2 separate regions of the Homo sapiens genome follow, and region 1 is linked to region 2. A link is an interaction called in ENCODE POLR2A ChIA-PET data of the cell type or tissue named here. Cell type or tissue: CD4-positive, alpha-beta T cell. All regions are shown on one strand. Links, peaks and the distances in the headings refer to the core of each region. The heading gives the core; the rest is flanking DNA.

Region 1 (4,397 bases), core at 228-4,227, 51 kb before region 2:
CAGTATACATGTGGACTTTTGGTAGTGAGTACACATAATAAAAACCCCACCGATTCTGTGTAATGTAGAAACAAGACTAAGTAAGTACCATTCTAGAGTATCTGTCAATAAGAGTATCATTTCTTTCAAGGATATACAGTAGAGTAAATCTAGGCAAGCCAACTGTTTTTTCGTACCATTAGAGATGAACAGAAGGACTACTTTCTATCAATAATGTTCCTAATGTACTTTTAAAATCTTTCTTATTTTGTATTTTCTTCCATGCAATCTTACTACTATAAAATAAATCTGTCATAGTAAGAAAATGTCTGCACCTGGAAAAGAAGTAAAACTCAGCCTAGGAGAATTTCAGCACGCAAGCAAAAGTAGTCATTCAAAACCAACCGAATTAATCACAAATTGTAAACATACTGCCTTAAAGTTGTCTCAGTATGCATTTTAAAATGTATACAGAACAAGTGTGAAAGAATACCAACAGGTAACAGTGCATGTTTCGTAACCAGAGTGTATTTGGAAGGCTATTCGCTATGTTGTCATTAATATCAAACAATTGTGTTTAACTGAAGTGACTGGAAAGGTGGTAAAAAGTAGGAAAAAAGGACCAAAAAAAAAGAATTGTAGACTGTGAAAGCAGGGACACAATTTGATCTTCTTATTTAACTCAGGTTAAGGAAATTCTTGGTCAAAGAACAGTTCAATCAATTCTATGGCTACCTTAAAGCACGTCAGGGCTCAACAGTTCTGCAATGTAGAGGTCTATGACACACAATTGTATAATATCTCAAAAGCTTTAAAGCAAAAAAAAAGGAAAAAGAAAAAACAGAGCTGGAGGTGGGGGTTTGATTGAGATATTTCCCTAGATCCTGAAAGAGCTAAAATCAATTTTGGATTTAAGTTGCAAATTTCATCCCCAAAAGATGCTCATCCCACTTCCTTAGCATGTGGCTTTAGAGTACATTAAAAACTTCTTTCCAATCTACACAATAAACTATGTCCTGAAAACCCTCCTAGAAACATTAAAAAATGGTTAACTTATCTGCATACAACGCAATTTTAGAATAACAGACTTACCTGTTGAGATGCCTGAATATTTCCTACTGTCATTGGAGCAGGTATATTGCCAAAGTTTCCAAATTGAGAACTCTGAAGATTTTTTTCATCAAAATAGTGTCCAGAAGCTCTGTTAAGTGGATTAGAGAAACTCTGGTTTCCAGGGCCATGTGGTCCATTAAAATTTGGTCCTTGAGGTGAATCAAATATTTGTTCATGTCTTTGGAACTGTAGTCCTTGGGATGGGGCATTAAAAGCATTGCCAGGTGGATCATTATATGGACCAGTCTGATTGAAAGATACTGATTCAAGCCTTTGTGAAGGATGATTGTCAAATCTTGTGCCTTGAAGACCAAGAGGAATATCAAACCTTGATGCTTGCTGATGTTGTGGACCATCAAATCTTTGAGGTACACCGTCAAATCTGGGTTGAACCTGCTGTCCAGGTGGTCCATCAAACCTCTGAGGGCCTGGCTGACCAGGAGTCCTTTCAAATCTAGGACCTGGCTGACCATGTAATCCATCAAATCTTGGCAAGAGTGACGGCTGACCTGGCTGCCCATCAAACCTTAAAGCATGACAACCTTCAAATCTTGGACCACCTTGACCCAGAGGCCCTTCAATTCTCAGGCCACCTCCTGGTACAGAAGGACCCTCAAACCTCATTCCACCTCCTTGTTGGACTAAAGGGCCTTCAAACCTGATACCAACCCCTGGCTGACCATGTGGACCCTCAAACCTAAGGTTCCCACCAAGTTGATTATGTTGTCCCTCAAATCTCAGACCAGCTACTGACTGACCATGGGGGCCCTCAAACCTCATTCCAACCCCTTGCTGTAGCAAAGGGCCCTCAAATCTGATTCCACCTCCTGGCTGACCATGAGGTCCATCAAACCTAATCGCAGCCCCTGATGGACCATGACCCCCCTCAAATCTAAGTCCACCTACAGGCTGACCTCGGGGATTATCAAATCTAAGTCCACCCACAGGCTGACCATGAGGTCCCTCAAACCTTAGACCACCCACAGGTTGACCACGATGTCCCTCAAACCTCAGACCACCCACAGGCTGGCCTCCTGGTCCCTCAAATCTCAAACCACCTGGAGATCCCTCAAACCTCAGACCAGGGGAACCTTCAAACCGAAAACCACCTCCTCCTGCTTGACCAATTGGGCCCTCAAACCGCAGAGGTGTCCCCACTGGTCCTGGAGGACCTTCAAATCTCAAAGGACACCCACCTCCTAGCTGACCTTGTGGCCCCTCAAATCTCAAAGGGCCTCCTCCCCCCATTTGTCCTGGTGACCCATCAAACCGAAGAGAAGCTGGTGTGGGAGGTCCATCAATTCGAGGGCTTAATTTATTGGGTCCTTCAAAAATCATCTTCGTTGGGCCATCTCTTGCTACTGATGGCCTACTAGGTCCATCAAATAACGGTCTGTCTTCAGCTAAAGCTGTAAGTCGCTGATTTGTATCCAGGCCGGCGAATCTTGATGCTGGACTATCTACAAATGGTTTATCTGAATCTTCATATCGAGGTCGCTTAAGTGGAAAACGATCATTGAATGGAGATCTCTGCTCTTCTCGCACACCTTTTAAAAAGGAAAAAAATTATTTTCACTAAAGTTATCTTAAAATCTTCTATTTTCGTATGAATGTTTATCCAAATATATAACTATCTCACTACATTAGAGGGGCAGGAGAGACCGACAGCGTAAAGCAGCAGATAAGAGGATGCCCTCTAGAGTCAGACACACCTGAGTAACAAAAAAATTACCATCCTATCAACATACTAATTATTTCATTTTGAGAGCAAGTTATTTAACCTCTCTTTTATTTCCTATCTGTAAAATAGGGAGAATATACACTTCATTGTATTGTTGTGAGGATTAAATCAAATTACATATAAAAAATACCTAATGAAGTACCTGACACACAACTGGCCTTAGAAATATTAGCTCCCTTCCCTTCCCTTTCCTTAAAGGGAAAAAACATAACAAAATAAATGGGAAAAAAAATGGTAATCTGAACAGTCACAAAAATCCATCCCCACTTAGCTTGTTCATTTTCCCTTCACTGCTGTGTGATTCAATAGGCATAATCTGATTTAACTTTTTCTACCTTTAGCAGAGACTTGCTCGTCATGTCTTCTCCGGCCCTCATGGGGTGAAAGATTCTCAGCATAAGTACGACTCCCAGATATAGGAGAAAGACGTCTTGCTCTTTCACTAAATTGTTCTTTTCTGTCAAACTGTGCTCCACTATTCCTACTTGCATGTTTACTTTTGGATGGCTCACATTCTATTCCAGACAACAAGGCATCAGTCAAAGGGTAGTCAAAAATATCAGGATCTAAGAGATCAAGTCTTGGAAATGAATGCTGAACCTGTGTCCTTTTCAGTTTTGCTTTATGTTCATAGTAGGTTAATTCAGCATCAGATAAGAGAGGTTTCTTTTTTAATCCACCTTTATTTTCTTCTGTAGGACTATCCCGTACATTGCATCTATGTTTACCTTCTTGATACTGAAATAGCTGTCGAATTTGATGCACAACAACAAGGAAGTCATCCTGTGTAATTTCACCAGATGCTAAACGTTCACTCGTCTGTATAGGGGTGATAAAAGGAAATAAAATATTTTAAATATAAAAAAATACCAAAAAAATAGACGATAGATAATGATGACTACATGGGATTAATCATAGTAACTACCTTTTGAAGTAATTCTCTTTTGCTTGCAAGAGTTAACTCTTTAGGAATCTGAAGATTGGCATCTACACTTAATCGATGCTGTTGCTGCTTTGGGGCTCGAGGTGATAAAATTCCTTTAGTGCTTGACCAGCTCTCCCTATGCCTCAGATGAGGAGGTTTACTATGTTCATCAACCTGTTGTAAGCTGAAACCATAAAAGCAGTATGTTACATTGAAATGTTTTTTTAAAAAATACTCAGGACCATATTTAAAGATTCTTTTCAAAGGATATGGTTAAAATGGGCATATGTAACCACAAAAAGTAATTAAATAAATGATTAAGAGCACAAAATATGAAATCAGCAAAAACAGATATGAATTCTGATTCTTGCATGTCCTGGACTGCAGCCTTAGGTAGATTAGTTAACCTTTCTAAACTTCAGTTTCCTTATCTGTAAAATAGAAATAATAATAGTATTTAACCCACAGAGATGTAAGAATTAGATGGAAAAAAAGTACTAATAGCACCTAATAAACATTTTCCAATTTTTAAATTAACACTATCTTTTGAAACATATACACTACTACACTTGACTTAAAATGTTAACATCATACCTTTTATTTTCTTCCCAACCAGATTTCCATCTTTTGGCAGACTTG
Region 2 (4,397 bases), core at 188-4,187:
GACATTCTGTGTACTATGCATCATTGTGATAAGTACTTAACAGTAACCATCTAATCTTACAATCGTGTGTGTGAGTGTGTATGTGTGTGTGTGTGTAGTTGTATATGTGTATGACTTGCTCAGCCTCACCTACGAGTAATTGACTGGGCCAGAATTCTAGCATTCTAGCCTAGGATTGTCTGACCCTAAAGCCACTATTACAGACTTTCATTTTCTCCCTTCTAGACTAATGTTTCTCTCTTTGAAATACACAAACATGCTTTCATGTTTAAATTTTTACATTTCTTTCCTATATGTTTTCTTCTGTTGCAGACATAAAACAGTTCAAAACTATGATCCCTAAGAGGACTCTCAAATTTATTTTACAAAATAAAATCCAAACTTAAGGATTCTTTTGGGGATCATAGTTTTGTACTCTTCTATGTCTGTGGCCAAGAAAATCATTTGCAAATGTGTTTTTAGGGTCATGTTTATATTCCTGTTGTAGGTCAAGATATGTTTGTTTAAACTAAGGTCTCCAAAGCTTAACCATTGATTTATTCAGACTTTAAACATGTTTCTTTCTAAAGCAACATGAGACCTGCTCATCCACAGGAATGTTACAGTCTTTCTAGTGCCCAACTTTAATAGTCTACCACAGTTTCTCAATTTTTTTGAACTTTGGATATAATTTTCAGGGTTGACATCTCAAGGAAGGCTCAGGTTTTTGTTTACATCCTCTCATCTTCCAATGAAGACCTTCTGTGGATTTTCCTGAAGCTTTAAGGTGAGGAATGAAGTAGCAATGAAGATAGGGCGATGGGAGCAGAAATGAGTGTGGGTGCAGCTCCTGACTGGGAACATCCAGACCAGAGCTCCTGGGTGCTCACCCCTCCATTTATTTGATTAACAAGTACTTACTGAACAACTGCAGTGCCTACATACTAGCTGTACAGGAACTCTGACCATTTCCTCCTAACAGATAAGGACAGACAGACAAGTTAACAGGCTGTTTTCAGTTTCTTCTTCCTACACAAAATGCTTACAAAGAATAGAGGGTCAGTACTCCTGATCTGCAGGTTGGAGACTGTTGAATTTCTTTTTAAGCTCACCTATGGGTTTTTACTATTTGCTTGGTGATGTACTAAATATTTTTATATTTTTTGTTTGTTCATTTGTTTGTTTGTTTTGTTTTTCTTTTTGTTTTTGAGATGGAGTCTTGCTCTGTCACCCAGACTGGAGTGCAGTGGCACAATCTTGGCTCACTGCAATCTCCGCCTCCCATGTTCAAGTGATTCTCCTGCCTCAGCCTCCCAAGTAGCTGGGACTACAGGTGCGTGCCACCATGCCCAGCTAATTTTTGTATCTTTAGTAGAGACCAGGTTTCGCTATGTTGGCCAGGCTGGTCTCAATCCCCTGACCTCAAGCGATCCACTCGTCTTGGCCTCCCAAAGTGCTGGGATTATAGGCATGAGCCACCGCACCCTGCTGTACTGAATATTTTTATATTCATCATCCAAGATTCTGTTTCTTTCCCTGTAAAATAGAAGTAGCTACCTCATGGGTTTATATTAATGAGATGATGATAATAATAGCTACAATTAGTTGACAGGAACCTTGTGTCAGGCATCGCAGTAGGCATGCCAATTACTTCATTTAATCCTTATGAAAATCATGAGGTGAGCACCCTTGTTAGCCACATTTTGCAGACGAGCACACTGAGGGTCAGACAGATTAAGAAAATTGCCCAAGCCCATAAGGAAAGTAAGTGACAAGTTTGGACTCTAATCTAGGTTGGTCAGAGGTTGAAGTCATGTACTGAACTACTGAGCCATGGTGACTTCATAAGAAAAGTATAAAAGTTTCGAATGCACTGTTTGGCAATGGCTGCTGTCTGTTGTTTATCTGAAACCCATTTTGCAACACTATAGATAAATGGGCTTTAAAATAAAAATTAAACTTTTTCTCTGTTAAACAACATGGATAGGTCCATTCTTGACCAAACAAACAGAAAAACAAGGCCATCTTTAGGGGCTTAGAAACCGAAAGTGAATACATTTCCACTTCATGTTTCCTCTTTGCTTTCAATAATTCTTTTTTTTTTTTTTTTTTTGAGACAGAATCTCGCTGTCACCCAGGCTGGAGTGCAGTGGCGTGATCTCGGCTCACTGCAACCTCCGACTCCCGGGTTCAAGTGATTCTCCTGCCTCAGCCTTCTGAGTAGCTGGGATTACAGTCGTGTGCCACCACGCCCAGCTAGTTTTTGTATTTTTAGTAGAGACGGGGTTTTGCCATGTTGGCCAGGCTGGTGCTTTCATTAATTCTTGTTTATTTTTTATTATTTTTTTTTTCTGGTTAAAAATAGGTCTTGGTGACCTTTGGAAGTGACCTTGAAGGGGAAAAATTCGCTGAAGGGCTACGTATAGCCTGAACTGAAGGTGAGTAGGGCAGAGAGTGGGAAGATAATGAATATTTATTTATTTATGTATTTATTTTAAAATTCTGGCCTTTATCCAGATGAAGAATTAATATTTATTAAGCTCCTCTACATGCTTGTCATCTTAAGTATGTTATTCACTCATTTTGTTCAACAAGATTTATTGTTGCTGGAGGCTGGATGTGGTGGCTGATGTCTGTAAATCCAGCACTTTGGGAGACCAAGGTGGGAGGATCATTTGAGACCAGGACTTGAGACCAGCCAGGGCAAAAGAGTGAGACCCTATCTGTACCAAAAAAAAATTTTTTTTGAGACAGAGTCTCGCTCTGTTGCCCAGGCTGGAAGTGCAGTGGCATGATCTCTACTCACTGCAACCTCCGCCCCCGGTTCAAGCGATTCTCCTGCCTCAGCCTCCCAAGTGGCTGGGACTACAGGGGCGTGCCACCACACCTGGCTATTTTTTTGTACTTTTAGTAGTGGGATTTCACTATGTTGGCCAGACTGGTCCCAAACCCCTGACCTCAGGTGATCCACCCACCTTGGCCTCCCAAAGTGCCGGGATTATAGACATGAGCCACCATGCCCAGCCAAGAAATTTTTTAAAAAGTAATCGAGCATGGTGACACATGCCTGTAGTTACAGCTACTTGGGAGGCTGAGGTGGGGGGATGGCTTGAACCCAGGAGTTTGAGGCTACAGTAAGCCATGATTGTGCTACTATATCCCAGCCTGGGCAACAGAGCAAGACCCTATCTCTCAAAAAAAAAAAAAAAAAAAAAAGTTTATTGTCCCTGGAACTGTGCTGATGATGGCCTACCAAATTTTCACAAGAATATTGCAAAATGAGGACACAAAGCCTTTAAGAAATTAAGTAATTTGCCTAAGGTCATGTGACTGGTTGTTGACAGAAGCTAGTTTTAAACTCAGGTTAATCTGCTTTCTATCTGTGCTATTTCCATTACACCTTTCTGCTTTGTCCAAGTGATCCTAGGAAAGGAATTCGCCAGATTCTAAGTTGCTAAGCCCAAAGATTGAGTCTAAATTGATATACTCACCTCCCCACTGTTCTTCCATTGGCTGACTCATGCTTTCAGAGAAGCTGGGAAATTAGGGGAGACCAATAAAAGAGTGCCTTTCTTGCAGATTCAGGAAACTAAATGTTGCTTTAAGCACTGTTCTAGAAAATTCCCAGTAACTTTAGAGTGTCCTTTAAGAGCTCTTAATGCTCTGGAAAGTCTCTCAATACCGGTTTTCCAGAGGCTGGACGCTTTGCCGTTGAGTGTAGTGTTTGCAGCACATCGCAGAGGCAGGTCACTAGAGCTAGTGGGAACACATACATCACTGACATGTGATGGGAATCCTCCAGGGGGCAAACAGGCGGGGGCCAGCTTCTGCTCTGAGCAGTCTAAATGGAGCTAGAAACAAGAGCCATCTAGTAAAACATTTCACAGGATAAAGTGCAGAGTCTGTTTCACACTTAGCCCTGTCAGTTCTGTGGAGAGGCAAGTGTTTGTAGAAAGTTTTGAATTCTTCTCTCATGCCCTGGAAAACCAAACACCATCAAAGAAAACAGCCTGCTCCTGAATTCTGCGGCTGTAGTTTTTACACTCACCATCCTGTTTTTTCTTTCTTAAATTGCTTCGTGTGATGAGGACACAAATCAAAATAGTCTACCTTTTAGAAAAGATGGCAGATCGTGGCATTTACATCTCATAAGTATCTGATTGCTTAAAGAAAATCATCTAACTGTTCAAGTCAATAAACTTTTACTGAACACTTGTCGTGCGCTAGTCATTGTGATAGTGGCGATGATGAAGTGATGTATGGTTCTTCTTTTCAAGAAGCTTTCAGTCTAGTGGTGAAAGAGCACAGACATGAATGATACTTGGAATACAATGGGATCTCTTTTACAGCTGAGATACTTTCCAGGCAGGCTGCAGGGAGTTGGTGCCAGATAGTCCTGGATTCATAATCCCTATTGC

The links. Peaks named below come from ENCODE experiments on the same cell type or tissue, not always from the same donor. Only the 100,000 strongest peaks of a DNase experiment are listed, where the experiment ranks them.
Region 1: POLR2A ChIA-PET joins it to region 2 with 5 read pairs; 25 of 35 experiments call an interaction of 5 or more read pairs at or near these places.

What each region holds. Positions count from the first base shown.
Region 1 is chr11:83,166,670-83,171,066 of GRCh38, reverse strand. PCF11 (PCF11 cleavage and polyadenylation factor subunit) reads right to left here. Exons shown (of 16, transcript NM_001346413.3): 5 at 4,353-4,397; 6 at 3,759-3,942; 7 at 3,169-3,652; 8 at 1,072-2,639. Among named protein-coding and RNA genes, the nearest start is that of PCF11, 12 kb to the right of the region's middle. RefSeq lists an enhancer at 3,432-4,397. In CD4-positive, alpha-beta T cell, for the core only: no CTCF peak of the experiment used is centred there; no DNase peak of the experiment used is centred there; H3K4me3 peaks cover 1,008 bases.
Region 2 is chr11:83,115,145-83,119,541 of GRCh38, reverse strand. It overlaps LOC124902725 (a long non-coding RNA gene), which reads left to right and starts at 2,278. Exons shown (of 2, transcript XR_007062802.1): 1 at 2,278-2,417. In CD4-positive, alpha-beta T cell, for the core only: no CTCF peak of the experiment used is centred there; a DNase peak (open chromatin) is centred at 2,011; H3K4me3 peaks cover 1,601 bases; H3K27ac peaks cover 2,235 bases.